Linked DNA regions of Homo sapiens: all the other regions are linked to region 1. A link is a loop called in an ENCODE intact Hi-C map of the cell type or tissue named here. Cell type or tissue: A673. All regions are shown on one strand. Links, peaks and the distances in the headings refer to the core of each region. The heading gives the core; the rest is flanking DNA.

The links. A loop is a pair of places that touch in the nucleus more often than their neighbours do. Peaks named below come from ENCODE experiments on the same cell type or tissue, not always from the same donor. Only the 100,000 strongest peaks of a DNase experiment are listed, where the experiment ranks them.
Region 2: it touches region 1 in a loop (2.7-fold over the local background); 11 of 110 quality-filtered maps call a loop at or near these places.
Region 3: a loop joins it to region 1, with 3 times the contacts of the local background. A loop is called at or near these places in 27 of 110 quality-filtered maps.
Region 4: it touches region 1 in a loop (4-fold over the local background); 9 of 110 quality-filtered maps call a loop at or near these places.

The regions. Positions count from the first base shown.
Region 1 is chr10:29,493,190-29,500,585 of GRCh38, reverse strand. It overlaps SVIL (supervillin), which reads left to right. Exons shown (of 38, transcript NM_021738.3): 18 at 1,323-1,470; 19 at 5,405-5,494; 20 at 5,586-5,672; 21 at 7,195-7,372. Among named protein-coding and RNA genes, the nearest start is that of MIR604, 48 kb to the left of the region's middle. RefSeq lists an enhancer at 3,727-4,228. In A673, for the core only: a CTCF peak has its summit at 4,015 (motif pointing right); DNase peaks (open chromatin) are centred at 4,025 and 5,005; H3K27ac peaks cover 746 bases.
Region 2 is chr10:29,445,330-29,452,725 of GRCh38, reverse strand. The region is part of intron 2 of SVIL-AS1 (SVIL antisense RNA 1); the gene reads right to left. Among named protein-coding and RNA genes, the nearest start is that of SVIL-AS1, 39 kb to the right of the region's middle. In A673, for the core only: a CTCF peak has its summit at 3,508 (motif pointing right); a DNase peak (open chromatin) is centred at 3,514; H3K27ac peaks cover 4,274 bases.
Region 3 is chr10:29,373,390-29,380,785 of GRCh38, reverse strand. LOC105376473 (a long non-coding RNA gene) reads left to right here and starts at 5,867. Exons shown (of 3, transcript XR_930786.3): 1 at 5,867-5,942; 2 at 6,357-6,510. It overlaps LOC107984217 (a long non-coding RNA gene), which reads right to left. Exons shown (of 3, transcript XR_001747402.3): 3 at 6,416-6,466. In A673, for the core only: a CTCF peak has its summit at 3,242 (motif pointing left); a DNase peak (open chromatin) is centred at 3,235; H3K4me3 peaks cover 102 bases; H3K27ac peaks cover 2,036 bases.
Region 4 is chr10:29,425,354-29,432,749 of GRCh38, reverse strand. The region is part of intron 2 of SVIL-AS1 (SVIL antisense RNA 1); the gene reads right to left. Among named protein-coding and RNA genes, the nearest start is that of SVIL-AS1, 20 kb to the right of the region's middle. In A673, for the core only: CTCF peaks have their summits at 2,725 and 2,959 (motif pointing left); DNase peaks (open chromatin) are centred at 849, 1,459, 2,399, 4,109 and 1 weaker place; H3K4me3 peaks cover 1,440 bases; H3K27ac peaks cover 4,856 bases.

The DNA.
Region 1 (7,396 bases), core at 1,587-6,586:
AAGGTGTGGAGTGCTCAGATGTAGTTTGAAAGCGGATGCGCTAGCAGCAGCAGCCTTCCTCGGGTTCAAGAGACAGTGGAAAGTGAGAGGGCAAACCCAGGAGGCCATCACCGGCCTCCAGAGCCCCTTCCAGAAACCAGCAGGTGACAGCCAGGGACGTGCCTTCTGCTCTGGAGGGGGCACCTTTGCACTCTTCCTTCCTTGGCATTAGCTCCACACCTCCTGTGCTTCTCCCCCGCTCCCCACCCAGCCCAGTGCCTCGCCATAAACAGGGGTCTTGCGGTGCAGGGAGGGATGGCTTGAAGACAGAGGAAAAGCAAACTCTGCCGGCCAGCGTTTGAGGACCTCCTGCCCTGGTATCGCCCGCGACCACCACCTACACTCTTCTCCCCAATACACATCACTCAGTGGCATGAGCCCTGTCCTCTGCTTCCATCGCTGCTCCTGTCCCTCCCTCCTCAGCCCCATCTCCCCATCCCAGGCCTGTCCTGAGCCCCTCCTCCTTTCCTGATGCCCTTTGAGTCCCCTGTAGCTTCTTCCCCTTCCCCTCCTGCCACATCCCCAACCGCAAGCCTAATGAGCATCATCAATGGCTTGGAAATGGAAGAAGCAGATCTCTCCAGAAATATTCCAATTAGAAACTGCTGAGAGCATTTTCAGTAGAAATGTTACCGTGCATGTAGGTTTTGTCTACAGCATAGTTCACCCTCAACATCAGATGTCTCACAGTTTAAAGCCACTTCTGTGGGCTCTCCTGGTTGTCTACCTGCCCGCAGAACATCAGTGGCTGCAGGAAAAAGCAAGCAGAGTGCCAGAAAACCTTCTCCTGCCCCTTATTCCTAACCAGCCTTCCCTGTCTCTAACTGGGCAAGTTCCTTGTGTGCTCACATGGATAAAGTTTTCTAGATCAATCATGTTCTTTGTGAGTATATAGGGATAAAAATCTCCCAGTTAACTGAGTTTAACTAGATGGGTTAAGACAGAGAAACTTTAAAACCCTGTAGAGTCCAGGGCATGAAAACAATCTATTTTTAATTGTTTGTGCTTACAAAGGATTGTTCTGGTGCTCCAGTGCCCCAAACCAGTAAGTCACAGGACAGAGGCATTCATCTAAAGTTACAGCATCGCCAATGGTGATCTCCACCCAACCTGGACGTAAGGAAGCCAAGCCCATTTCAGATAGAACATTTTTGAACATCTTTGGACAATATACTTACTCCTCTTTGTCAACCTGCTTTTTTCACTCATGAAATGCTGCAGGCTGAGGTCCACACCGCTGTCATTTCTCTCTCCTGTTTTCTCTTCTGTACATTTATGAACAGCGGGTCACAGAAAGTCGAGAGAGCCAAATGACGATTGAGGAGAGGAAGCAGCTCATCACTGTGAGAGAGGAGGCCTGGAAGACGAGAGGCAGAGGAGCGGCCAACGACTCGACCCAGTTCACTGTGGCTGGCAGGATGGTGAAGAAAGGTCAGTGTGTGTGTGTCCATGTGTGTGGTGTGTGCACAATGCACACACGTGAGCACACTTACCCATGGAGGGCATGGTGGTACGTGATAGCTCAATTTAAAAGAAGAAACCATGGTCTTTTTAAGTTTTTTCTAAGAGACAGGGTCTTGCTCTTTTGCCTAGGCTGGGGTGCAGTGGCTCAGTCATGGCTCACTGCAGCCTCGAACTCATGGGCTGAAGCAATCTTCCCACCACAGCCTCTCTAGTAGCTGGGATTATAGGTGTGCAAAACCATGCTTGGCTTTTTAAAAATTTTTATGTAGAAATGGGGTGTCGCTGTGTTGCCCAGGCTGGTCTCAAACTCTTGGGCTTAAGTAATCCTCCCACCTCAGCCTCCTAAGTAGCTGGGACTACAGGCTTGAGACACCATGCCCAGCCTTCTTTTAAAATTTTTTAAACTTACTGACATTCTATAAATGTTTTTTGTGTAGGTTCTGTGAGATATTTCTACTGAATATCTTTTCTTCATAAATAGTATCTTCTTTAAACTTTATATGATTCTTGGAAGTATTTGAAGGTCATAAAACAGTGATGCATAATTCCATTTGTCACTATTTCAAAACTTACCCATTTGGAATTGAGTGCAAGTGTAGGTTTCAAAAGCAGTTCAAATCTGCTAACAAATTTTGGTCTTTTCCCATAATTACATTTATTTATTTAGACGGAGTTTCACTCTTGTTGCCCAGGCTGGAGTGCAATGGTGTGATCTCGGCTCACTGCATCCTCCACCTCCCGGGTTCAAGCAATTCTCTCGCCTCAGCCCCCCAAGTAGCTGGGATTACAGGCCGCCACCACCATGCCTGGCTAATTTTTCATCTTTTTAATACAGACGGAGTTTCACCATGTGGGCCAGGTGGTCTCAAACTGCTGACCTCAGGTGATCCACCCGCTTCGACCTCCCAAAGTGCTGGGATTACAGGCGTGAACCACTGTGCCCAGCCCCCATAATTACTTTTTTCTTTTTTTTTTTTTTTTTTTTTTTTTTTTTGGTGGAGGGGACAGAATCTCGCTCTGTCTCCCAGGCTGGAGTGCAGTGGCACAATCTCAGGTCACTGCAACCTCTGCCTCCCAGGTTCAAGCAATTTTCCTGCCTCAGACTCCCGAGTAGCTGGGATCACAGGCGCGCGCCACCATGCCCAGCTAATTTTTGTATTTTTAGTAGAGACGGGGTTTTGCCATGTTTGCCAGGCTGGTCTCGAACTCCTGACCTCAGGTGATTCACCTGCCTTGGACTCCCAAAGTGCTGGGATTACAGGCATGAGCCACCCCGCCAGCCCATAATTACTTTTAAATTGTTTCCATTTCCTTCTGACCTGGCAACCATGTACCCTAAGTCAGCCTTTCACAATAAAGAAGTTTATCCCCTCTTCCTTTTAGGTTAATTCCTAGGTCCTTCTCCATCAAACCTGATTTCTCTGACTGACCAAAGCCAAATCCGGATATGCTTTAATAGATGTCTAAAATATGTCCTCAGTTCCTAGGCAGTGGGATGTCCCTGCTGCAATCTTCTGCTGCTGAGCTCTTGGAACTGATTTGATGCCTATATTCAAAAATTTATGAAACTGACTTACATATCACTTGGTTAGTAAAGTTACTGGAGAGCTTTGAGGCTTCATAAGAGTGTTTGGGGCTTTATTTCATATCCTGCAGGAAATGATTAAAATTTGGGTTCCCTTTGTCACCTATATGCACATACCATCACTTTCTAAGCTATTATTTAAAAGCAGATTTCCCATCATAGTGGTATACGTTTTCACATTCACTTGTTCTTAACATCTTGTCATCAAATATAGAGGCTTAGCTTTTCTTTTTCTCAGAACCTTTAATCCACACTTTTATGAAGAGTACCTAACTCATTATAGGTATATAATGAATGTTTGTAGAAGGAAGGGAAGGAGCGAGACGTGGGAAATCCCTGAATGGTGATTAACTCAAATCTTAGTGGGGAATCCTTTCTAACAAATCTATTCTTACCTTATCTTGGAATGGTGAAAATATAATTTACTCTCACAGAATGAGGTACCATTTGCCAATTTTCTGCATCAGATCACAGAACTGGATACTCATGTTTAAACTCCTTTAACGTGAGCCCCAACCCTTCTTTAACAGAAGCACGTCGTTAGGTGCAGGGTGACTAAGTAGAACTGGAACTGAGAACTTGAACCAGACCTCAGGTTTTCCAGCTTCTAGCCCAGGCTTTTATCTTGATGACTTTCCGCTTTGGTTTCTTTTCTTTCTTCCACCTTAAAAACCCTAATTTATTTGTAAGTGGGTTCTTACTACCAAATGCCACTGCCCTTGTCCACATTGACATCTGTGAAAATGTTCCCGAAGAGAGTAGGTGACTGGTTGTTGTACCTAGAATTCATTGAAAAGAGCTATGGGGGAGATCTTTGTTTTGTTTTAACATTTTGTAATTTGCATCTCCCTGCCATGAGCCATTCATTCCCTAAGGATCCTTAGCTAGGTGGGGAGCACGTTTGCATAGTGCCACTGCCTGAACCGCCAGCAGGGGGAGCCATGGCAGCGGGGTTTGCCCGGCACCGGCCAGGACACGGATGGATTTCTCCGGTTGCTTTGGAAACCAGCCTTCAGAGTCAGTCCTGTTCATTAGCTGCGGAGTTAACGGCCTCTGTGCTAATGAACTCCTCTGATGTCTCTTCTCTTAAGCATCCTTCTAGTGAGTAAAGATTTCCCTCCCCACCCTGTGATACCAGATTTTATTTATCATCTTTCAAGAAAGTTTACTTTCTCATGGATGGAAACCCTTTGCAGTTCTGGCAATTGAAACAAATTTTAAAACTTTTATTGACACCATCAATCAAATATATGTATATAATGAGACGTACTTGTAGAATATTACTAAAACTTGAGTTTTAAACCATTTAATGGTTTTTTTTATTAAATTTTTTAATGCTATAATACTTCTCCCATTCACAGGAGGAAGGGGCAGAATCATTTATTCCCTTGGTTTTCCTTGTGATAGTGATTTGCATAACCTCTCGATGTTGTTCGTCCAGGGATGCATTGTCATCTAAGTGGCAATGTCATCTAAGGATTTCACATTTATTACAAATGAGTACAGAGAACATTCACATCTCATTTTGTTTTTTTGTAAATGCACTAATCAGTTTTCTTTCCAATGCCTTCCACTTAGATTAGGGAAGCGATACTCATCCTTCTGTTTACTAAGTTTTCTTCTTCCAGCTGGATACTTTCTCCATGCAGGAATTCCTCCCTTTCCCTTTCATGTGTCTCTCACCACTTGCCCTTTTAAAGATTCCCCACTCTGCTTCTCGGTAAATATACTAGGAAAAGCATTTCCTGTTTCTGCCCACACGGGAGATGGACAGGACTTCCAACACGCACAGTCGGTCCAGACCTGCCCTGGTCTGTAATTTCTTCTGAAAGGTTGGCCCTCCTTGGGTTACTGTCTGTGTCATGTCCCCAGGGCCACTGTCCCTCCCTCCCCTCAGCCTGGAGGAGAGCTCCACTGCGGGGGGCCACTTGCTGGCAAGTGTGACACAGCTCATTCTGCAGATGGCACCAATGCACTCTCAGCTGCCCCTGCCATCTCCGAAGGGCCTCAGAACTCACAGCTGCATTTGCCCAAGTTAACGTGTCATGGACATGTTTTCCCACGTCTCCACCGTTCATTTTGGAATATCGGCTTGTCAGCCACTACAGTCCTTGGAAATAATAAAATCCAGTCTACGTTTGCAGTTGGTTGTCCCACAGTCGTGGTACGTGTGAAATGTGTGTGTGTGTGCCTGCATGTGTGTAAATTCTTATATGTTGTGCCGTCTACCCTGGGATTTCTGGAGATCCACCAGGGTCCCGGAGATTTCCAGAAGTGACCCTGAGATGCTCAGTAGCTCGTCTGTGTGTTCCACAGGTTTGGCGTCACCTACTGCCATAACCCCAGTAGCCTCACCCATTTGCGGTAAAACAAGAGGCACCACACCCGTTTCCAAACCCCTGGAAGGTAAGTCGCCAAGGCCCCGGCCACGCCAAGCAGTTTCTGATCAGAAGAGGCCTTAGTGATGCTGTCTCACTGACGGTTTCTGCTTGCCTAGATATCGAAGCCAGACCAGATATGCAGTTAGAATCGGACCTGAAGTTGGACAGGCTGGAAACCTTTCTAAGAAGGCTGAATAACAAAGGTACCTACTGGAAGCCAGAAGGCTTTGCTCTCAGAATCTCTAAATCCTAATTCTGATTGCTTTTCTTCCTCAGCCAAAAAAAAGAAGTTTTGGTCAAGACTGATTAGAGAAACAAGCCCTGATTCACTTGATAACGTACTAAATTGGGGACTCCCAATAATACATTTTTTTCTTGAATCTAAGCCCTTGGGATGCCATCCAATTGGAATTGTGAACTGAGTGATTTTGCTTATAACTCTGAAAGCAGATTATTATGTGTCGGCAAAATCAACGTGACCTTGGGCCTGGTGAACTTTAAATTGTATGTTATCAATTTCCAATAAGGTAAAAGCTAATATTATTTCATATAATCACAAATGATTTCTAAAAGAAAATTATGGCAAATGAATATTGAAGTAAATGTTTCAATATAAAAGTCAATGCGGTATACCAAATAAAAGAGCAATATGCAAAAACAGCCTTTTATCTCTTGATTAAAATGCCCAATCCTGGAAACTTATCAAATACTAGGCGCTGGGAGTCCCTACTATTGACAGTGACCACTAAAAGGTTGAAAATAATACAACCACCACTGAACAGAAATATAAAAGTGTAATATAATAACTGAACTGGCTAGGCAGGGAATGCCAGTCAGCAACGCATTTATTACACACATGGAGCAGTGATCTAGCCCGTGGGTCAGCAAACGATGGCCATTGCCAAATCCAGCTGCCCACTTGCTTTTTTTTTTTCTTGTTTGTTTTTTAGAGACAGGGTCTTGCTCTGTCACCCAGGCTAAAGTGCAGTGGTGCCATCATAGCTCACTGTAGCCTTGAACTGGACTCAAGCAATCCTCCCACCTCAGCCTCCCAAGTAGGCGGGACTATGGGCGTGCACCACCAAGCCTGGCTAATTTTTTTTCTGTTTTTGTAGAGATGGGGACCCACTATGTTGCTCAGGCTGAAGTCCTGGGCTCAAGCGATCCCCCAGCCTCAGCCTCCCAAAGTGCTGGGATTATAAGCGTAAGCCACCATGCCCAGCCCTGTTTTTGTAAATAAAGTTTTATTGAAACATATCCATGCCCATTTGTGAACTATTGTCAATAGCTTTTGCATTAAGACAGCAGAACTGAGTTGTCGCAACACAGGCCCCATGTCACCCCTCCCCATGCAAAGCCTAAAATGTTTACTGGCTGGCCCTTTTTGGAAAAAGTTTGCCAACCCTTCACGTAGAATGAGGCTGAGGCTGGTTCACCTACCCTCAACAGAAGCAAGGGCAGGTTCAGAAGCGTTCAGTGGGCGCGTGTGTGCAGTATGGTCAGCCTCCCTCTCTCCCATTTTACTGCAGATTTGTTCAGGTGGGAAGTCCTTACGTCAGAGATTAAGTAAGGGCCTGGGAAGCAACCACAGGACCCTGTATATCACAACCGTGTTTCTTCCACTCCTGGAACTTAGGAGGCAATAGAATTTTTAAACTATTGTGAAGCATAATTGGAGTCCTTGTTTTTATAAAACTCTTATGTCTTTTGCTTGTTTGTTGATAGTTGGCGGGATGCACGAAACGGTGCTCACTGTCACCGGCAAATCTGTGAAGGAGGTGATGAAGCCAGATGATGATGAAACCTTTGCCAAATTTTACCGCAGCGTGGATTATAATATGCCAAGAAGTCCTGTGGAGATGGATGAGGACTTCGATGTCATTTTCGATCCTTATGCACCCAAGTGAGTTATTTGGGTCTCCGTCTT
Region 2 (7,396 bases), core at 1,580-6,579, 48 kb after region 1:
AGACCAGTATCCCTTGTTTCTAATACTGAACTGGCCTTTACTGAGCTTTTCTGTCGCGCAGCTGAGATTGAAAAGGAAGCCACAGGAGCAGAAGCGAATGCAAGCTAACAGAAAGAAAGGGAGCGCGGAGGATGCCACAGCCCCAGCGCCCTCCCAGCCTCAGCAGAGCTGTGGGGATTGTTCTTCACATCTGACGCCATGGGGTTCTGGAAGTCTCTTAAGGGATATATTGGAACTGACTTGTATTATTTGGAAATTGACATAAATTGTCTATTATTAAATCTCACTGAATTAAGCCCAAATTTACCATCTGAACACCGTTTTAGCATTCATCCTGAAATGGCTGGAACACGAGTTGTTAGCTCCATAAGGGTAAATAAATATTAGCTGGGCGCAGTGGCTCATGCCTGCAATTCCAGCACTCTGGGAGGCCAAAGTGGGAGGACAGATTGAGCCCAGGAGTTTCAGATCAGCCTGAGCAACATGATGAGACCCTGTTTCTACAAAAAATTAAACCATTAGCCAGGTGTGGTGGCATGTCCCTGTAGTCCCAGGTACTCAGGAGGCTGAGCTGGGAGGACTGCTGGAGCTCAGGAGGTTGAGGCTGCAGTGAGCTGTGATTGCACCACTGCATTCCAGCCTGGATGACAGTGAGACCCTGTCTCGAAAAAAAAAAGAAATATTGAGAAACGACTGACCAAGAGCCCATATGGAAGCAAAGAAAAATAAAACAAGCCCAATGTTTAGTAGTGGTTTCTGCAGATGGAAGACAGCAAACGGGGGAAGAGTGCATTTGGGATTGCAAGACTTGGTTAGTGTCAGAGCCCGTCCTAAAAGACAACGATGCAGCAGGACCCTACCTGTCCTTATGACTTCCTTTCATCCTCCAGGCTCACCCTCCATGCTTCCCTTCCTGAAGGAGGCCATTCATTATTAAAAACAGGAACTGCAAAGATCCAGCAGGGAGCATCGTTTGCCAATGACACTTGAGGTCCCAGTGGGGAAGACTTTTTTTTTTTGGTCAGATGGGGTCTTTCCCCAGATTCACATACAGTTATCACCACAGCCACAGCATCTGCTGAAGTCTATTTCTAGTATCATGTTGCACATTCCAGAGCCCTCATTATTTGCAGTGGTCCGCATTCATTCATGAATACTTATATTTACTACTTGTTCATTCAAATATTTATTGAGTGGGTGCTTAGCTTAAGGGTCAACAGAACACAAATACGCCTTATATCTAGGCTCTGATGCCCCAAGGGGCCTGCATTCCAGGAGAGGTGAAAATAATGATAATTCACCAAGAAGCACAAATAATGATGCAGGGTCAGACATGGTGGCTCACACTGTAATCCCAGCACTTTGGGAGGCCAACGCAAGAGGATGGCTTGAGCTCAGGAGTTTGAGACCAGTCTGGGCAACACAGTGAGACCCCATCTCTATAAAAATATTTAAAAATTAGCCAGTCATAGTGGGCACACCTGTAGTCCCAGCTACTTGGGAGACTGAGGTGGGAGGATCACTTGAGCCCAGGAATTCAAGACTGCAGTGAGCTATGATTGTACCACTGTACTCAAGCCTGGACCACACAGTGAGACCTTGTCTCTAAAAATAATAATAATAATAGCAGTGCAACAAGAATCTGTTCTGGGTGAAATTGTGCCCCACTTTTTCCTCCTCACCCACTCCCCCAAAAAGATTGGAGTTCTAACCCCTAGTACCTCAGAATGTGACCTTATTTGGAGATCCTTGGGTAATTAAGTTAAATGAGGTTTTCAGGGTAGGCCTAATCCAATCTGACTACTGTCTTTATATGAAGGGGAAATTGGGAAGTGGCGGCAGGCATGCACAGAGGGAAGACCGTGTGCAGATGCACGGGGAGAAGACGGCCCTCTGCAAGCCCAGAAGAGAGGCCTTAGAAGAAACCAACCCTACCCACACCTTGATCTCAGACTTCCGCCCTCCCGAGCTGCAAGACGATAAAGGTTCTGTTGTTTAAGCAGCCCAGTTTGTGGTACTTTGTCACAACAGCCCAAGGAAACTAATCATGTCCAAAGGAGGGACTTCTGGCTGGAGGTGGGAGGGAGGGGAAGGAATCAGGGTGGCTTCCGGGAGGAGGTGTCCTCTGAATCAGCCTCGAAGGACTGGCAGGATTTCTCACTGCAACTGGACATCAGTTCTCCAGCCATCAGCTCCAAAGAGAAGATCTGGAAGGAGGAGAGGGAAAGGAGAGGCACACCCAGTCTCCTACGTGTGGCACAGGCAGGATAAGGGCATAGCAAGTAGAGCCTCAAGGCTGAGGTGAGGGTGCACAGAAGGAAAGTGGACTTGGACATGGACGGGCCAGGGGAACCCGGCTAAGGGACTCTTCAGATGTGGGGATGACCCGGCAACAGCACCTGCGACTGATTCCTCTGGTCCGCAGGATCCCCAGGCCTAGTGCGTCCCTTTCTCATGGGGCCCGGGGTGTTTCCAGGGCTGGGGCTGGTTTCATAGTATCCTGCGCCCTGCGCTAGCACTTCTATCTTGGATCTTGATGTTGAAACCATTAGAGGTGCTGACTCTGTTACATTCTCCTCTCATCTGATCCTCATGTAAAGATATTTCTGAAATCTCCAGCAAGCAATATGGTACGTGGAAAATGGCGGACTTGCGTTTCCCACACAGTAATGCCGTTTCTCGGTAGACATCAGTGACCATGAGGCAGCTCTACCAAATGCTGCTCTGATCTTATAAGCTGCTCAGGAAAAGGAAATTGTTCTGTTGCATTGAAAATATCGAAAGTTTTGGAATCTTATCTTGCTATTTTAAAGTATTAATCTTTTTAGATTTTGACTCTTAAAAAATATTTGAATGGCCCTGGGAGATAGATTGGTCATGTCATAAACAAAAGACCAAGGCATACGAAAGTTACGGGACTCGGCTAAGATAACAGAGCTGGGTGGGGCAAGGCTCTTTAAGGACGGCACCCAGATGTGGTGGTCCGCATTCCCCTGTACCTGATTGTTGTTGAATAATGGAGGTAAACTGAGGCCCAAGGTCACCTCCTGCTTCAGGGAGGGCTTTAGGTAAGGGCGGGAGAGGAATCGCAGGCCCCGCCCGAACAGGCTGCTTTCTCTGCATGATTTCATCACATCCTCGCAGGCAGCCCCGAGAAGCACCTGCTGTGCCCTTTACTGAGGAGGGTCTCCAACATTCAGTTCTTCCTCATTCTCCCATCGCTGGTAAGAGACCCATTCCAGTGGAAGCTGAGGAACGAGACCTGCCTGGGAATGAGACCTTTCCTCATGAACACTAATTTTATCCAGGGGTGATAGGGTTAGGGGGAGATGTTTGCTGTTAATATCCGAATGTCTCTCTAACAGATTTCTATCAGGTTTGATATAACCTGTCAGCTGCCTCCCTCCAGCTGGAGAAGCCAGGAAAGGAAATGCAGGGACTGGCCAGGGAAGGAAATACGGAAGCGACAAAGGAGGAACCTTTGCATCTGGCGAGGGGCAGCCGCGCTGAGGGAAGGCTATGGCCAGCAGGTGGCGCTGTTGCTCACAGCAGAAGCCAAGGCTCCAACTCCAGCGCCGCCTCCGGCTTCACAGTCCTAGGATCTGCAGAGGAAGCCTCTGCTCTTAGGCACAGAACTGGGCCAAGACCTTCCCCTAAAGACCCCAGGGGCCAACTCCAGCTCCGTCCGGCTCATTTGTTTCCAGTTCAAGGAACCTGAACTCTACGATGGGCTGACCTGGGAATGTTCCCATTGCCCTGATGCAAGCAGTGATAAATTGTGCAGTGACATGAACGTGCCCAAGGGCTGGGGGAGTCTGCGAACCACAGTTCCTCTTAGCCAGGCTTCCCTCCGCCTGCATGCACACGCTTTTTAATTTTTGTTTTATTTTGTGGCTTCTTTAAAGCTCTTCCCTTTGCCAGTTTTGCCATCTGTAGAATGAAGGTGATACCTTCCTTTGGCTCAATTAGTTAATGTTAGGAAAGCTCTCTGCAGATGAAAAGCACTAAATTCTATTGATCAAATATTTAATTAGCCACACTTGCGGATGATTCATAATCATCTATTCAACTTCCTGAATTGCCAAGCAGAGAAAATGGCATGATTAGAAATATAATTTTAAATACCGGTTTTCAGAGATTTTGTACCTGTCAAGGCTATGAGAGAATTTCTGAATTAGCATACCAGTTCCTCCCCGATTTTCCAAGGGCCTGAAGAAACCAGCTCCCTTCCCACTCAGCCTGTGGCTGTGGCCATGACTGCCCTCCTCTACCCGCACCTGGCCTGGGGAGTAACTCAGCCGCAGGGCCTCAATGGCAGCGTGCAGAGGGTTGGACCGCAGTGCCAGGACCTCCCCAGCACGGGGCTGCCTCTCAGCCCTGGCAGGCCACAGCACCTCTTCTGCCTAGGGCAGTACCTTCATGGTCTGTCACATGCCTGCCCCTTTTCTGCCCTGGTAGGGACTCAGTGAGGAGAAACTAGGTCATGTAGGAGACACGGACACATTCAAAAGCAAGACACCCAAGCAGCTCGAGTGTAAGGAGATTTCCAGGCATTTCCAGTTGCTTTGAAGCACAGTCAGCAACATGGCCTGGTTTGTCTTCAGCTCTGGGTTCCAACCCAACCAAGACTGCAGGTTCTGGTTGTGCATGTGGCCTCTGAAAGCAAAATAGGCTTTTTCTTATTCATTCATTCTGCAAATATTAGTGTAAATGCTATGCTAGATATGCAGGCTAAACTGGTACAGACGATTATCTTTGACTTTCTGGCAAAACGTAATTTTCAAAAAGTGAAAAAAACAAAACCATCATACAGATAGATGGGAAGCACGTGTCATTTGGGGTCCTCAGGAAGCAGGTGTCAAGACAGAGCTAGACGTGAAAGACATTTATTGGGAGGAACACTTTTTGCAGATAAGAACAGTGGCAGCAGGAGGCAGGGAGGGTTTTGGGAGGGTGCTGCAAGGCTGACCCCTAGGAAAGGAGAGGGGAAGGAGGGAGAATGGGGAGGAAAGAGCCTCTGAGTGAGGGGCAGCTCTGAGAAGGTCTGACCAGCCCCCAGGGAGCCCCAGGGCAGAACTTGATCCTTAGAGGAAATAGGCAGAAATGGCCAGGTCCTAGGCCTCCCTCCTGGGCTCTGTCACTGGCTGGGCCTGACCTTGGCATGAAAGGTATACTGCAGTGGTCCCCATCTTTTTTGGCACCAGGGACCGGTTTCATGGAACACAATTTTTCCACGAACAGGGGCGGGTTAGGGGGATGGCTTGGGGATGAAATTGTTCCATCTCAGATCATTAGGCATTAGATTATCATAAGGAGTGTGCAACCTAGATCTCTGGAACGTGCAGTGCACAATAGCGTTTGCGCTCCTATGAGAATCTAATGCCACGGCTGACCTGACAAGAGGCGAGACTCAGGCAGTAATCCTGTTTCACCTATTGCTCACCTCCTGCCGTATGGCCCGGTTCCTAACAGGCCACAGGACAGTCACGTGGGACAAGCTGGGACTGGGGCACATGAACATCTTCATGTTAACAGGAAACCCAGGGCCCCTGTGTAACTCTGAAAAGACGAAAGGGTGCCTTCCACTCCTGATTAAGTCAGGTTCATCTGAAATAGAGGATCTGGGCATTTCTTGGTGGCTGGATAATCTTCTTTCCCTCTGGGCACCATCCTGGGGAAATGGATTATTAAATAATCTATCTCTTCTCAATATCTAAGACACTTAAAGGAGAGTTAAGCCGATTTGCCTCCCAAAAGGGAAAACCAGGCCAGAGAGTTCTTTTCACCATATTATGCGGGTTTCTAAAAACAGCATTAAAATTTCACTTCATTTAAAATTTCAAACAATGTAGGATTAAAATGTAGACATCTCCCAATTCTACATTATCCATTTCATTCCTTAAGAGCAAAGAGTATTTGCAGTTTGGGGTGAAACCTTCTATACATTTGCTATGTATGTACCACACATACACGCGGGTGCAATGATTTCCTCCCTTCTGTGATGCCATCAGATGCAAAATCCAGGAGTGAATTGGTGCCACTCCTCCAGGTTACTGTCCCCTCCCATTGCGTCCTCTCCCACTGTGCCCCAAGTGTAGGCACACCCCAATCCCTTTCTCCACAGCAAGGCTGATCAAGTAAGTGATGGTTTGCATAGAGATACTGACATTTTGAGAAATAACTGGCAGGAATTACATCACCTAACAAGCCAGAAAATGAAACTAGATATTACACATTATTGCTCTGGAACTGGACAGCCTAGATTCATATCCCAGCTTTTCTACTCACTAATGGTCTGACTTTGAGAAAATTACTGAGGTGTCTCAATTTTCTCATTTGTGAAATGAAGATAATAATGGTACCTGCCTTATAGGATTGTTTACAGAATTATATTACATACATGAGAAGAGCCCATAGCCATGCTGGGCAAGAAAGAGAGCTCAGCAAATGTTAAATTTGTTTAACTCTTCAAAAAAATCATACATTATACTATAAGGCAGGGGTTAGCAAGCTTTTTTGGTAAAGGATCACATAGTAAATACTTTAGGCTTTGGGAGCCATGTGGTCTCTGCCAAACTCTTCAACTCTGCACAGGGGAAAACAGCCCTAGACGATACATAAGTGCATGAGTCTGGCATCTTCCAATAAAGCTTTATTTATGGATACTGACATTTGAATTTTATATAATGTCACAAGTCATGAAATATTGTTCTTTTAAAAAATTTATTTCTCAATCATTTTAATGTAAAAAATCATTCTTCACTCCTGGGCCATGCAAAATCAGGCGGTGGGCTGGATTTGGCCTACGGGCTGTAGTTCACCAACAAATCTCCTCACCACCATCACCCCACTTAGCCACTTCTGCACCCTCTCTTCACCAGGTCTCCATCTCCCTGTTTTTGCTCATCTTTCCTCTATAGGAGAAAGCAAAACTCAGTAACTACATTTCTACCCAAGAAGAGTCCTTTCCCATTAGGACACAGGGAGCATGGTCCCTCTGTCTCAGGCTGTACACTCCAGGTTGAGCTCTGCCCTCAACCTCTGCAAACTAGAGGGACCGGGGAAAATGATCACATGTGTTGTAGGTAGAAGCCTGCCCTCTGCTGGGGACATATATTTTGTCTGCATAGCGGTCAACTGCTTGAGTCCACCAACTTCTTTAACTTGTCCCTTGGTAATTGACATGGTTTGGATGTGTGTTCCCACCCAAATCTCATGTTGAACTGTAATCCCCAGTATCAGAGGTGGGTCCTGGTGGGAGATGATCGGATTGTGGGGGTGGATTTCTCATGAGTAGTTTAGCATCATCCTCTTGGTGCTATCGCAATAATGAGTGACTTCTTGCAAGATCTGGCTATTTGAAGGCATGGCACCTCTTTCTCTCTCTCTCTCTCTC
Region 3 (7,396 bases), core at 882-5,881, 120 kb after region 1:
CACTGTACCATGGCAACTTCCATTTCAATGACATTATTTCTAATAAATGACTGCCCGAGGGTTTATGGGGTGTTTCTGGCCCCAGCTCAGCGTAACCAGCAGGAGTTGGGGGCGGGTCGATTTCCTGTCCCCTCACCCAGTGGTTTCTGCTTCACCATGGAAGATCACAAGAGTATTTGATGTTGGTTCTTGGAACAGAAATCAGTTAATTAAAGTCGGTGAGTGTTTGAGCAAATTGAATGCAAGCCGCACATTGTTGGCAGAGCACGGGTACCAGAAAGGCAGGCAGAAGTCGGCCCCCAGAGAGCACAGATACAGGAAGCCCCTCTCTTCAGTCAGTCCCCCAGTTCATCAGTAATGAGAGCAAACGCAACAGGAGAGACAGAAACACAGCAACAAGCCATCTTTTCCTTCCGGCCAAACCTCCCTGACTCTCCTGGCGACTCATCTCTCAACCTGAAAGGCTCATCGCGGAGCCCAGATGACTGGTTTGATTTTTGCTCGTTCTCTTTCTGCACCAAAAGGTAGAGAGAGATTGAGAGAGGGAGAGAGAGAGAACAGAAAAGAGAGCAGGGGGTCTGAATAATCTTTAAAGTAGGTAATTATCAACACTCATCAAGAAACTTTATCATTGTCCCAAGAATGAAGGTGTTAATGATGTTTGAGTTGGGGGAATGTGGTCACCAAGTTTTGTCTTTTTGAGAGCCTCTTCTTTTGGAGGTCTGGCCTCCCTAATGGACTGACCTCTGTGTGCTACCAAGCCGAGGATGCATCTGGAAGAACCGGCCCCCGGCTACTTGTTAGATCATAGGAGGGAAATGGAAATTGCTCTCTGCTCATCAGTGTCACTCAGTCCGAAGACGTTTTATTAAGTGCCCCTGGGACTTAAAGTAGCCATTCTTCTAGATGCAGAGCAATCAAGATACCTTTTCATCAAGGAAATGAATGAGGTTAGCACTCACCTTCCATTGCTAGGGCACAGAAGAAGCGTGCCAAGGCCTTCTTGAGCTCATTTATGACATTCATGAATAAGAAAATTGTATCTTTCTGTGTTGAGTGCTATAGTGTCTTGGGAGGATCATAGTCAAAACATTCCTTATTAGAAAGGGCCTCTTAAACACAGCCGAGGCCTTCATAAAAAGTAATGTGAATATGTTTCCTGCAATTTGCAAGATGTATTTCAACATGTGTATAGACTGTTTATTTAATTTTCTGCATGCCTGAATATCTTCACTTGCATACAAATTCTCTATTGTAATTGGCCAGGGAGGCTGATTATAAACAATTTATAAGTCCAAGTGTTAACCACGTGTTTGGCACAGAGCTATGCCAGGACCACATTACCCAGTGCTCGAGAATGGAAATACCGACAGGCTGGATCTGAAGACTCAACTGTGGCATATATGGATGGTGGATCTCAAGGGCCAGCCTCTAGATTCACATGCAGAGGGAGACATGCCATTTACACAGTTAACCACACACCAACTATTTTGAGTGGGTTGCTTTGCATTTTACCACATGCATGCATTTAGTGACGTGAGATATTGTAATGTTGGCTTTCATTTCAAAGACAGTTATTTAAACATACTTAACCTGTATAATTCTTCCCTTTGCTGTTTAGATAGCTGAAAGATTGAAATTTGGAAATGGAATTTTCTTAGAGCTAGGAGAGATCTTACACACGATTCACCATTTTACTCTGTATGTTTTTCTAGGTGAGGTGCCTGAGGATGAGAGGGGGCAGGAAACCACCCAAGAGCACACAGCTTGTTTGGGACAAGGAGAAAAGTGGTGGGATGGGGTGTCAGCCCTTCTCATGTGTTCTAATCATCAGCCTGTCCTTCACTATTGGCTCCTTCCCTCCATCTGTAAATGCCATCAGATCCCTTTCTCCCAATGCAAATAAGTAAATAAGTAAACAGCCAAACACCAACCAAGCCCCCCAACCGACTCCCCCCTACCCTCAGTGCTCCTCTAGTAACTATCCTGACTCTCCTCTTCTCATCCACATTTTTTAAAAAGCAGCCGATATTGGGCTGTCTTCACATGCACTCTGTCCCCAGGCCACTCTCAGTGGGCCTCTTCCTGCTCCAAATCCAATGGGCTTTCTTCTCTCTTCTAGGGGACACTCGTCCTTTGTCCCTTCATACCCCCCGGTTTCTTTGACACCACCCTGCCCTGCTTCTGCCTGCGGCTCTCGGAACCCTCCTTCTGTCCTCCGCGAGCCTGTCTCCTCGCTGGCATGCCCACGTTCTGCAGGATTCTGTACCCGCTCATAGCCCCTCCCACTTTATGCTCTGTCCTGGGCCATGCTTTTCAAGCTCACGATCAACTACAGACAAAGTATGATGTCTCCCTGATTCTGAATGTCAATTCTGAGCTTCAAATCTAAATAGTCAACAGCTGGTTGGACATCTCCACCCGGAAGTACTACAGGAACTTCAAACTTAACGCATCCACAGTGGAATTCATGACCGGCCCAGGCACTGCATTTTCTTCATTTTTGTGTATCCAGCACCTAGCAGACAGCAGGCACTCAGGAATTGTTGGCTGAGTAAGCATCTTACTTGGAAGGCAGAGGGGCGGAAATGTTTGAGAATTATAGGAGTAGGTAAAAGTCCCAAAGTGATGCAAGGAATGTAGGTTGGAGTGTTCATCGAAACTGCGTTTCCTAGAAGTCATTATATGAAAAGGACACCACACGCGTATGTTTACCGCAGCACAATTCACAATTGCAGAGATGTGGAACCAACCTAAGTGCCCATCAACCAATGAGTGGGTAAGGAAAACGTGGTATATATACACCATGGAATACTACTCAGCCATTAAAATGGAGGAAATAATGTCTTTTGCAGCAACTTGGATGGAGCTGGAGGCCATTATTCTTCAGGAGTGGAAAACCAAAACCACATGTTCTCACTTATAAGTGGGAGCTAAGCTACAAGTATGCAAAGGCATACAGTGTGATATCATCGACTTTAGAGATGCAGAAAGGGGAAGAGCGCTAGGGATAAAAAACTACACATCAGGTACAATGTACACTATTCGGGTGCACTAGAATCTTGGAGTTCACCACTATATAATTCATGTTACAAAAGACACCCCAAAAACTATTGAAATAAAAAACAATTTTTAAAGAAAGAAACTGTTTCCTGATACACTCAAATAAAAGATTAAAATGCCAGGTCTTTGAAAATGAATGCTTCATGATTGGCCATTGTTTTCTAGCACCACCTAGTGGATATCCTGAGTCAGCCAGCGTGCCTTCTTTTTTTATTATTATTTTTTTATTTTTTGAGAAAGACTGTCACTCTGTTTCCCAGGCTGGAGTACAGCTGTGTGATCTTGGCTCACTGCAAACTCTGCCTCCCAGGCTCAAGCAATTCTCCTGCCTCAGTCTCTTGAGTAGCTGAGACTACAGGCGCGCGCCACGACGCCCGGCTATAGTTTTGTATTTTTAGTAGACACGGGGTTTCACCATGTTAACCAGGCTAGTCTCGAACTCCTGACCTCAGGTGATTCGCCGGCCACAGCCTCCCAAAGTGCTGGGATTACAGGGGTGAACCACCGAGTCCGGCTTTTTTTTTTTTTTTTTTTTTTTTGAGACAGGATCTCCCTGTGTTGCCCAGACTGGAGTACAGTGGTGCCATCTTGGCTCAACGCAACCTCTGCCTTCTGGGCTCAAGCGATCCTCCCACCTCAGCCTTCCTAGTAACTGGGACCACAGTCGCGAGCCACCATGCCGAGCTAATTTTTTTTTTTTGTATTTTTTGTAGACACTTGGTTTCGCCATATTGCCCAGGCTGGTCTCAAACTCCTGGACTCAAGCCGTCCACCTGCCTCAGTCTCCCAAAGTGTTGGAATTACAGGTGTGAGCCACTGTGCATGGCCATCTTCATCTTTTAATTAAAAATGATATCTCAATTAACGATTTGCACTGTAATAGCACCTACCAAACCTACTAATTTTACATACATTACCTCATCTCATCTCCAAAACAAGGCACTCATTATTCTCCCCATTTTACAGGTTAGAAAACAAAACTTTAGAAGGTTGAGGAACTTGCCTTTCTCATAATTGTTTCCAACACTAAGCCTTCGCCATTCTGCCATAGAACTTTGCACTTTTATTCTACTGTTTTATTTCGTTGTTGCTATTTTACGTTATCTTTTAAAGAACACTAGTAGTTAGTTTATAGGGCTCCTAGACTATGTATGAGATATCAGAGTTGCAAAAATTCATTATAGATATAGCATTAGGCCAGGCGCAGTGTCCCATGCCTGTAATCCCAGCACTTTGGGAGGCCGAGGAAGGAGGATTGCTTGAGCTCAGGAGTTCAAGACCAGCCTGGGCAACATAGTGAGACCCCATCTCTACTATATATATATATATATATATATACATATATGTATACACAATGTGTATATATAGTGTATATATATGCAATGTATATATAGTATATATACAATATATATACTATATATGAAAACTATTTTTTAGACAAAATATTTTTTCTAATAATATTTTAGAAAAAATTTTTCTTTTCTAAAGGAAAATTCTAAAATTTTCTTTTTCTAAGAGAAAAATGTATATAAACATAGAAACAGTATCAACAATAACAACAAAAACAAAGCACATGCTGCCTCCAGGCATTGTTACAGCTTCCTAGGTATCATCTCACTTAATCCTTGCTTCCTATATATCATCTCACTTAATTCCCGTGACCACTCCGTGAATAAGATATTCTTATTATCCCTATTTTGTTTTCCCAAGGACACCAGCTAGTAGTGGATCCTAAATACAACCAGGCAGTCTGACTCCAGAGTCAAGATCTTAACTCATATCAGAGCAAACAGCATCGGGAAGACACTGGAAGGGTCAAACGTACCTTGACACTTGTTCACTCATTTGATTTCCATGATAACAGAGATTTAAATATTTGGTCTACATCTAATGCACCCTTTTCAGTGCCAGGTATGGTGGCTTTCCAAAAGCAAAATTTCAGAGTCCACTTATTGAATGAATGATCTGTATTAAGAGAACATTGGATGATGATGGCTTAATGTGTCCATCATTGCATATAGCTTATTTCCTTTTTATTAAGAACTTACTGGAGGCCAGGCACTGTGGCTCATGCCTGTAATCCCAGGAAGACCAAAGTGAGTGGGTTGCTTGAGCTCAGGTGTTCAACACTAGCGAAACCCTGCAGGTACAAAAAATAAAAAATTAGCCAGGCATGGGAGTGTGACCTGTAGACCCAGCTACTAGGAGGGCTGAGGTGGGAGGATCACCTGAGCCCATGGAGGCTGAGGCTGCAGTGAACTGTGATCACACCACTGCACTTTAGCCTGGGCTAAAGTGAGACTTTGTCACACACACACACACACACACACACACACACACACACACAAAGAAAAAGAAAAAGAAAAGAAAAGAAGTTTCTGGAAACAAAATTTCTTCATTTAAAGGTGGTGATGTGTTAGAGAAAAGCACTCTTCTGTACCTTGGATGGACCTGGGGGTGGGGAGGTCTGTCCCCAGGGGACAACTTGGGATGTCCTCACATCTGCCCACAGTGGCCCATTTATTTATTTTTATGTTGAATATGGGCACAGTGCCACACCCCTATTGGGCTTCTGTTTCAGCCACTGAACTTAGTTTTGGGTGGCCTTTGGGCTTGGTTCTTGTGTTGAATTATTAACCCTGATTTGACACCCCTGCCATTCATACTGTAAGGTTTGGGTTTTGTGCAAAGGGCTTGCCCGCCTCCTGAGACCACATGACTACAAGCCAGGAATGCTTCCCTGGCCACTTCTGGATAATTGTTTTCTGCTGTACTTGGATTTGCTCTTATATTTAGCTATAAAGCAAGACAGTTTCCGTCAGAAACTCTACTTTTCCACAACTCCATATAAAGGGAAAACCTCAAAAAGAAAAAAAAGGGTATTTTTGGTGAAAGTTTTCCTTTATGACAGGGTCAATTGTGAAATAACTTATATGAAGGGGACTCCGATAATTGGTTGATCAACCTGTGAAACAAAACTTTGGGTGCAAATTTTAAATTTTTAGGCTAAAAAATTATTTTTAAAGCATATACTTGAATGCTTTCACTCATACATTGGCTAACCTATGAATTTCCCTCCCACCTTACCACCCGCAACTCAAAGAGGTTTATACTTTATATATATATATATATATATATATTCTGTATTTTTTTTCCTAGGAGTTATCCCCAGTTTCCCTCACCACAGATGCAATTTCCAGAGCCAATACTTAGATATAATTTGAATGTGTCTCATTTGATTCATTTACATTTTCTAAATGAGGCCCACGTACCTTCTTCTGTCACTCTCCCAGGCTTACAGCTGCAGGCTTCTTTGGCCTCCCATGGCAGCGGCGCAGCCGAATGGATGGGGCGTGTCTCTGGAATGTGTGTCCTTGCATAGCGTTTATATCAGAAAGAGCTCCTGAGAAGATCCAAAAATGTTTTTATCTCTTACTTCCCTGACAGGTAAAGATCTCTTTTTTGTAATTATCTTTAAAAAATGTATGAATGGCTGGGCACGGTGGCTTATGCCTGTAACCCCAGCACTTTGGGAGGCCAAGGTGGGCAGACCACTTGAGGTCAGGAGTTTGAGACCAGCCTGGCCAACATGGCAAAACCCCATCTCTACTAAAAATACCAAAATTAGCCTGGTGTGGCGGGGTGCACCTGCAATCCCAGCTACTTGGGAGTCTGAGACAGGAGAATTGCTTGAACCTGGGAGGCGGAGGTTGTAGTGAGCCAAGATGGTGCCATTGCACTCCAGCCTGGGTGACAGAGTGAGACTTTGTCAAACACAAAAAAATGTATGAATGATAAAAACAGAAATACTTAGAGGGATGGGAGTTTAAAGCTCAATGTCGTTCTGGTTTTTGATAGTAAATATATATATATTTACTATATATTTGTTATATGTGCTATAATACTATACTATAATATACTATTGCATTTATTATATACAGTAAATTTTTATATATTTGCTGTATATTTACTATATATAGTAAATACATATATATGAAATACATAAAATTTATTATATATAGTAAATATACATATACACACACACACATACACACACACATACATGTATATATATATATATATATTTTAGAGACAGGGTCTTCCTCTGTCACCCAGGCTGGAGTGCAGTGGTGTAATCACGGCCCACTGCAGTCTTGACCTCCTGGGCTCAAGCCATCCTCCCACCTCAGCCTCCCTAGAACCCGGGACTACAAGTGTGCCCCACCACACCCAGCTAATTTTTTGATTTTTTATAGAGTGGGGTCTTGTTATATTGCACAGGCTGGTCTTCAACTCCTGGGCTCAAGGGATCCTCCTACCTTTGCCTCCCAAA
Region 4 (7,396 bases), core at 792-5,791, 67 kb after region 1:
AATAAAAATAAATTTTACATCTGTAGTTCCAGCTGCAGGGGAAGCTGAGGTGAGAAGATTGTTTGAGCCTGAGAGGTCAAGGCTGCAGTAAGCTATGATAGTACCACCGCACTCCAGCTTGAACAACAGCAAAACCCTGTCTCAAAAAGTTCAAATGGGTATAAAACACCGATTAGGAGACAAACTTTAAAATTAGGTGTTTTTAAAATTTTTTTAAATCCTGCTATAAGAGACATACCTAAAACAAACCAATACTAAATGTTTAAAAATCAAGGCATAGAAAAAGACACAAAAAGTAATAAATGGTGCTGATATTGTGATATTTTTCAGTACCAAATATTTAATGAGGTAAAGAGAGACATTTGATATTGAGAAAAGGACAGATTTCCAAGAAGATCATAAGCAAAATATCCTAGAATATAATGGAAACAAACAGAATTACAAAGATAAATTAACAAATTCACAATCGTGGTAAAAGATTTTACATCTCTCTCACTCAGAAATTGATAGGAAAAGCAGATAAAAGATACAGAAATGTGTAGCACATTTATGGAGAAAGGATCTTGTACACAAAGGAGTAAATATTATTTTCAAGTACATATGGATTTACATATATTAGACCAGAAAAGATATCTCAACAAATTCCAAAGAACTGACATTAAATAAACCATTTTCTGATAATAATATAATAAAATCATAAATAAAAATAAAATATAACCAAGAAAATTCAGTAGTTTTAGAAATCATTCTACTTTAAAATAAGCCATGTCGCTTCTAGGTCATGTTACAGCTGTACCCATAGCAGAGTCTAGAGCTCTGAAACAAGCAGGAAAGGGTTGCACAGTAACTCAAAGATAGCAGAGGAGCTCAGAACATTTGGCCTGATTTTATTTCCTAAAAGCTGAATCCCTTTTATAGAATGATACAGAAAAACTGAAAGGAGAGTAATGAATGGTAGCCTTTTTCAATTGACCTACTAAACCCACACAAGCATTAGTAATCTGGATATCTGAATTACTGAAATAAAATAATCAGAATAGATCATCTAGAATCAGGAGAGTAGATTAAACCAGATCCTGAAACACATACATGTTTTACTATAGAACTTAGTACTTTGTAGTGACTGATTTGTTGAGTAATTGTAAACATTTAATTGCTGTGCTTTAAGGAGGTAAAAAAATATCTGCTGATGTGTAATAAAGAAATACCCTCAGGCCGGGCACAGTGGCTGGGGTCTGTAATAGCAGCACTTTCAGAGGTCAGGGTGGCAGGATGGCTTGAGTCCAGGAGTTTGAGACCTGCCTGAACCACATGGCATGACCACATCTCTAAAACACTTTTTTTTTTTTAAAGCTAGCCAGGTGTAGTGGCATGCACCTTTAGTCCCAGCTACTTGGAAGGCTGAGGCGGGAGGATCACTTGAGCTCAGGAGTTGGAGGCTGCAATGAGACATGATCATGCCACTGCACTCCAGCTTGTGTGACAGAGTACAACCCTGTGAAAGAAGGAAGGAAGGAAGGAGAGAGAGGGAAAGAGAGAAAGAGAGACATAAGAAAGAGAAAGGAAGGAAGAAGGAAAAAAGGAAGGGAAGGAGGGAGGGAGGGAGGGAGGAAGGAAAGAAGGAAGGAAGGAAGGAAAGAAAGAAAGAAAGAAAGAAAGAAAGAAAGAAAGAAAGAAAGAAAGAAAGAAAGAAAGAAAGGAAGGAAGGAAGGAAGGAAGGAAGGAAGGAAATATCATATCATAGATACGGGCAGCGAGAGGGCCTGGATTTAGACTTGCTCTGTTGTATAACCCCCCAACTCTTGACATTTCAGGAAGGGAGGAAAGAAAGAAAAAGAGAAAAATAAAGAAAGAGAAAGAAAGAGAGAGAGAGAAGAAAGGAAGAAAGAAAGAAAGAAAGAAAGAAAGAAAGAAAGAAAGAAAGAAAGAAAGAAAGAAAGAAAGAAAGAAAGAAAGGAAAGAAAGAAAGAGAAAGAAAGGAAGGAAGGAAGGAAGGAAATATCCTAGATACGGGCAGCGAGAGGGCCTGGGTTTAGACTTGCTCTGTTGTATAACCCCCCAACTCTTGACATTTCAGGAAGGGAGGAAAGAAAGAAAAAGAGAAAAAAGAAAGAAAGAAAGAAAGAAAGAGAGAGAGAGAGAGAGAGAGAGGGAGGGAGGGAGGGAGGGAGGGAGGAAGGAAGGAAAGGAAGGAAGGAAGGAAGGAAGGAAGAACAGGAGGGAGGCAGGGGAAAGAGAAAGAGAGAAAGAAAGGAAGGAAGGAAGGAAGGAAGGAAGGAAGGAAGGAAGGAAGGAAGGAAGGAAAGAAATATCATAGATATAGACAGCGAGAGGGCCTGGGTTTAGGCTTGCTCCGTTGTATAAACCCCCAACTCTGACATTTCATCTAAAATGCTTAGGAGAGCAGCTGAGCTATTCTCTCCTTAATGTGGAAGTGGTCCAAGGAATGGAATTCCAAAATTGGTTACTCCATCTATCGACTTTAAATGTGATCCAGCTGCTACTAGGTTTATGGCTCATGAATGATAAACTCAAGAGGCAGCTATAACTAGGACTTGGAACATGCAAAAATGAAAGACAAAAGAAATCCTCAGTCCAATGTACCATATATATATGTATTTTTTTGAGATGGAGTCTCACTCTGTCGCCCAGGCTGGAGTGCAGTGGGGCGATCTCTGCTCACTGCAAGCTCCGCCTCTCGGGTTCACGCCATTCTCCTGCCTGAGACTCCCGAGTAGCTGGGACCACAGGCGCCCGCCACCACGCCCGGCTAATTTTTTGTATTTTTAGAAGAGACGGGGTTTCACCATGTTGGTGATGATCTCGATCTCCTGACCTCGTGATCCGCCCGCCTCGGCCTCCCAAAGTGCTGGGATTACAGGCGTGAGCCACCATGCCCGGCCACTACCATATTTCTTTAAAAATAGAAAACTGATGCCATCTTGTGGTTATTTTAATAAGGTCACTCTTAAACGACTAAAATTTCGGAAAGCTAACAAAATCTCTTCTTCCTTTCTCCTTTAAAATATTGTTAAATATATTTTCCTTGGACTTTAGATGCACTTTCCTTACAATCTGGAGATTTCATTAAAATGCTGCATCTACCCACATGGAAACACAATTACTATTAAAGTATTAATGCTAAGTGATTGCTAACCATGGAAAAGCACCAAGCAATTTTCGCAGTTCTAGAAAATGCATGACCTGGCTTTCAAGAACTGAGTTCAGTGCATGTTAAAAGGTAGGATTTTCATTAAAATGTCACCACCAAGGACCAGAACTGGTACATGGTGAGTTCATGGGCAGAGTGCGAGTCACACTCCAAATGACATTCCCCCATCTTGGGAACTGCAGGATAGACCAAAGAAATTGAACAAAAAAGAGACAAGCTTACAAAAATTCTGGAGACTCAAGGCAATACCATTCATATGTCACAAATTTTGGAGAGTTTCTTCCAGATAGAATTCAGAGGAAATCAGATTTTAACAATGATCCAGTGGACTACTCATAATTAATTGCTGTATAAATGGTGGAGGCAAGTCCTCTAAACATGACTAGATAGATGCATTTGTTTTATTCATAGATTCCCAATATCATTAAAATAATGTATATATCAGTCCTCAAAAGTATGCTGTCTTAGCCAAAATTACCAACACGAGTATGGTAATTAACATATATGAATACAAAATACATTAAGATGAAAAAGGATGCTGTTAATATATTCTTCTGAAATGAGAATAACAAAATATATCCATGTGACACCTGTAGACGTATGCATGGCTTGCATGTGGGAGTTGTGGATGAGGATAGAGAATGACTTGGGTATGAGATTGTTAAAATAGTTTGACTAAATCAAACAGCTCAGAACCACTCCCATGGAACACAGAAACTGAACAGACCTTTCATGATCCCAAAATATCACTGAACCACTCCCTACCCTGAGTCTCCCAGAGTATCACAAAACTTTCCTTTTTGTATGTTCATGACATTGAGGGATGCCTAAATAGCTGGTATTGTTTCTGGGTGTGTCTGTGAGGGGGTTGCCAGAGGAGACTGACATTTGAGTGGGTGGACTGGGAAAGGAAAACCCACCGTCGATATGCGTGGGCACCATCCAATCGGCTGCCAGCGCGGCTAGAACAAACCAGATGGAAGAAGGTGGGATAAGCAGTTTGCTGAGTCTTCTGGCTCTCTTTCTTCTTCCCAGGCCGGATGCTTGCTGCTGCTCCTCCTGCCCTTGGACATCAGACTCCATGTTCTTCGACCTTTGGACTCTGGGACTTGCCCCAATGGCTTGCAGGGGGCTCTTGGGCTACATGGTCAGCTTCCCTGGTTTCGAGGCTTTCAGACTTGGACTGAGCCACTACCAGCTTTTCTCTCTACCCAGCTTGCAGACGGCCTATCGTGGGACTTCACCTTGTAATCGTGAGCCAATTCTCCCTAATAAAGCCCCTTTTATATATACATATATTCTGTTGGTTCTGTCCCTCTGGAGAGCCCTAATAACCTATCCCTTGATCCAGTAACCTAGACTTATACTCTTCTTGCCTCAGAGCTGTTATCACTTCAGCTAAATTAGTTGAACATCTTCAGTTCTTGTACTGGGATGACCTTCAAATCTGAAGATAGCATATGCAGTACAATCTCCACTGATAACTAAAAGCACTGCAACTTCAACCCGTTGGTTAACTATGAAATATGATTTCTTTCTCCTCATATTTCTTAATACTTTTTATTTTTAAAAAGTAGAGACAGGGTCTCATGTATTGCCCAGGCTGGTCTCAAACTCCAGGCCTCAAGCAATCCAGGCTATGCTCCCTTCTCGCTCCAAACCACCTGGCACTCACTGGTAGGATGGTTTCTGCCAACCTTGAGGCCAATCTGGCAGCTACTATGAAGTCTGGGAGATTGCTTCTCATACACCTGGTTCCAGTTTCAGCCTTTCCCCACCAAGGACCAGAACTGGTGCATGGTGAGTTCATGTGCTCTGCCCTTGCTCCCAAGGGCAGTGAAGGGGTGGCCTGCCCTTCCACACCTGTGGGTATTTCTAGTCGGGTGGGATGAGAGACTGAGAAAAGAAATAAGACACAGAGACAAAGTATAGAGAAACAACAGTGGGCCCAGGGGACCGGCACACAGCACACCAAGGACCTGCACTGGCACCGGCCTCTGAGTTCCCTCAGTTTTTATTGATTATTATTTTCATTATTTCAGCAAAAAGGAATGTAGCAGGAGAGCAGGGTGATAATAAGGAGAAGGTCAGCAAAAAACATGTGAGCAAAAGAATCTATGTCATAATTAAGTTCAAGGGAAAGTACTATGACTGGATGTGCACGTAAGCCAGATTTATGTTTCTCTCCACCCAAACATCTCAGTGGAGTAAAGAATAACAAAGCAGCATTGCTGCAAACATGTCTCACCTCCCACCATAGGGCGGTTTTTCTCCTATCTCAGAATTGAACAAATGTACAATCGGGTTTTATACCGAGACATTCAGTTCCCAGGGGCAGACAGGAGACAGTGGCCTTCCTCTATCTCAACTGCAAGAGGCTTTCCTCTTTTACTAATCCACCTCAGCACAGACCCTTTAAGGGTGTCAGGCTGGGGGACGGTCAGGTCTTTCTCATCCCAGGAGCCCATATTTCAGGCTATGACATGGGGAGAAACCTTGGACAATATCCCGCTTTCAAGGGCAGAGGTCCCTGCGGCTTTCCACAGTGCATTGTTCCCCTGGTTTATTGAGACTAGAGAATGGCGATGACTTTTACCAAGTATACTACTTGTAAACATTTTGTTAACAAGGCACGTCCTGTACAGCCCTAGATTCCTTAAACCTTGATTTCATACAACACATGTTTTTGTGAGCTCCAGGTTGGGTCAAAGTGGCTGGGGCAAAGTGGCTGGGGCAAAGCTACAAATTAACAACATCTCAGCAAAGCAATTGTTTAAAGTGCAGGTCTTTTTCAAAATGCAGTCTCTTCTGTCTTCCCTTTCTACATAGACACAGTAACAGTCTGATCTCTCTTTTCTTCCCCTACAGGCAGAGTGTGAGTCACATTCCAAATTCAAGGACACTGCCTGCCATCTCTTGACCACAGGCTCATCCAGGCTCCAAGACCTTTATGTACCTTTATTCCCAAAGCCTCCTGGTCAACACAGGCACTGGGAATAAGTTAACAAACAAAAACACACCTTAGTGCTGCAGTCCCAAAGACACGGTCTGGCCAGGGTGTATGTGGGGAATGTGCTAATTCTTTATGAGAATGGAAGGTAAGAAAGACACATGCACAAACAGTTCCATCTACTCCAGGGTCACACCAGTGCCTCCTGGTCTAGTTCTCCTACTTTCAATGACAATGTAATTCATAAATTGATCAAACCAATTTTATATTATTAATTTCACTTTGTTTCTGGAATAGGCAAGATTGATGGGGTAGGTAGTCATGTATCTCTTAATGATGGAGACACATTCTGAGCATTGTGTCATCAGGCGATTTCGTTGTGTGCAAACATCACAGAGTGTACTTACACAAACCAAGGTGGGAGAGCCTGTGACACACCTATGCTGTATGGTATAGCCTATTGCTCCTAGGCTATAGATCTGTACAGCAGGTTACTATACTCAATACCATAGGCAATAGTAACATAATGTAAGTATTTGTGTATCTAAACACAGTGACAAAGGTACAGTAAAAACACAGTATTATCTTATGAAACCATCGTCATATGTGATCTGTACTTGACCAAGACATTATGTGGTGCATGATTTTATAATTCTTAATTGGGCATATGAGTAAACTGAGGCATCAAGTGATTCAGTGACTCCTAAATGTTGACTGGTGAGTTGTGGAACCAGGATTAGAACTTTCACTCTGGTCTATTTCTACTATGTTGCAAATTCTGCTTTTCTGGGTTATGTAAGTTTTTGACTTTTATATTATAGTGAGATAGAATTAACTTTGTATCAAGAGTTTAGGGATCCATGAAAATTGTATGCTCAATTTGATGTGCATGTAAGATCCTCCTTATGAGATGACTTACAATTTTCATGAAGTTTCTAAAAGGGTCTCTGTAACCAAAAAGGTTAAGAACGCTGGCGTGCTGTGTGTGTCACAATGAGACTGAGGTCAAGTCTAGGGTGACCTTTTTACGGACTGTAAGTAGGGGACGGTAAACCCAGAGAAGATGGATGTTCGGGTGGGAATAATCATTTCATTCTTTAGAGTCAGAGAGCATTGGAGCGGCCACCTTCCTGAGAAGGTGGTACACGTGCTTATAGCTCTACAAGTCCATTCGGACAAGCTTAGAACCTTAGATAGAGGATTCTTGAAGATCATTAAACCTGAGGGTCCACAAATCTGGCTACACATTAGAATCATCTGGGGAGCTTTGAAAG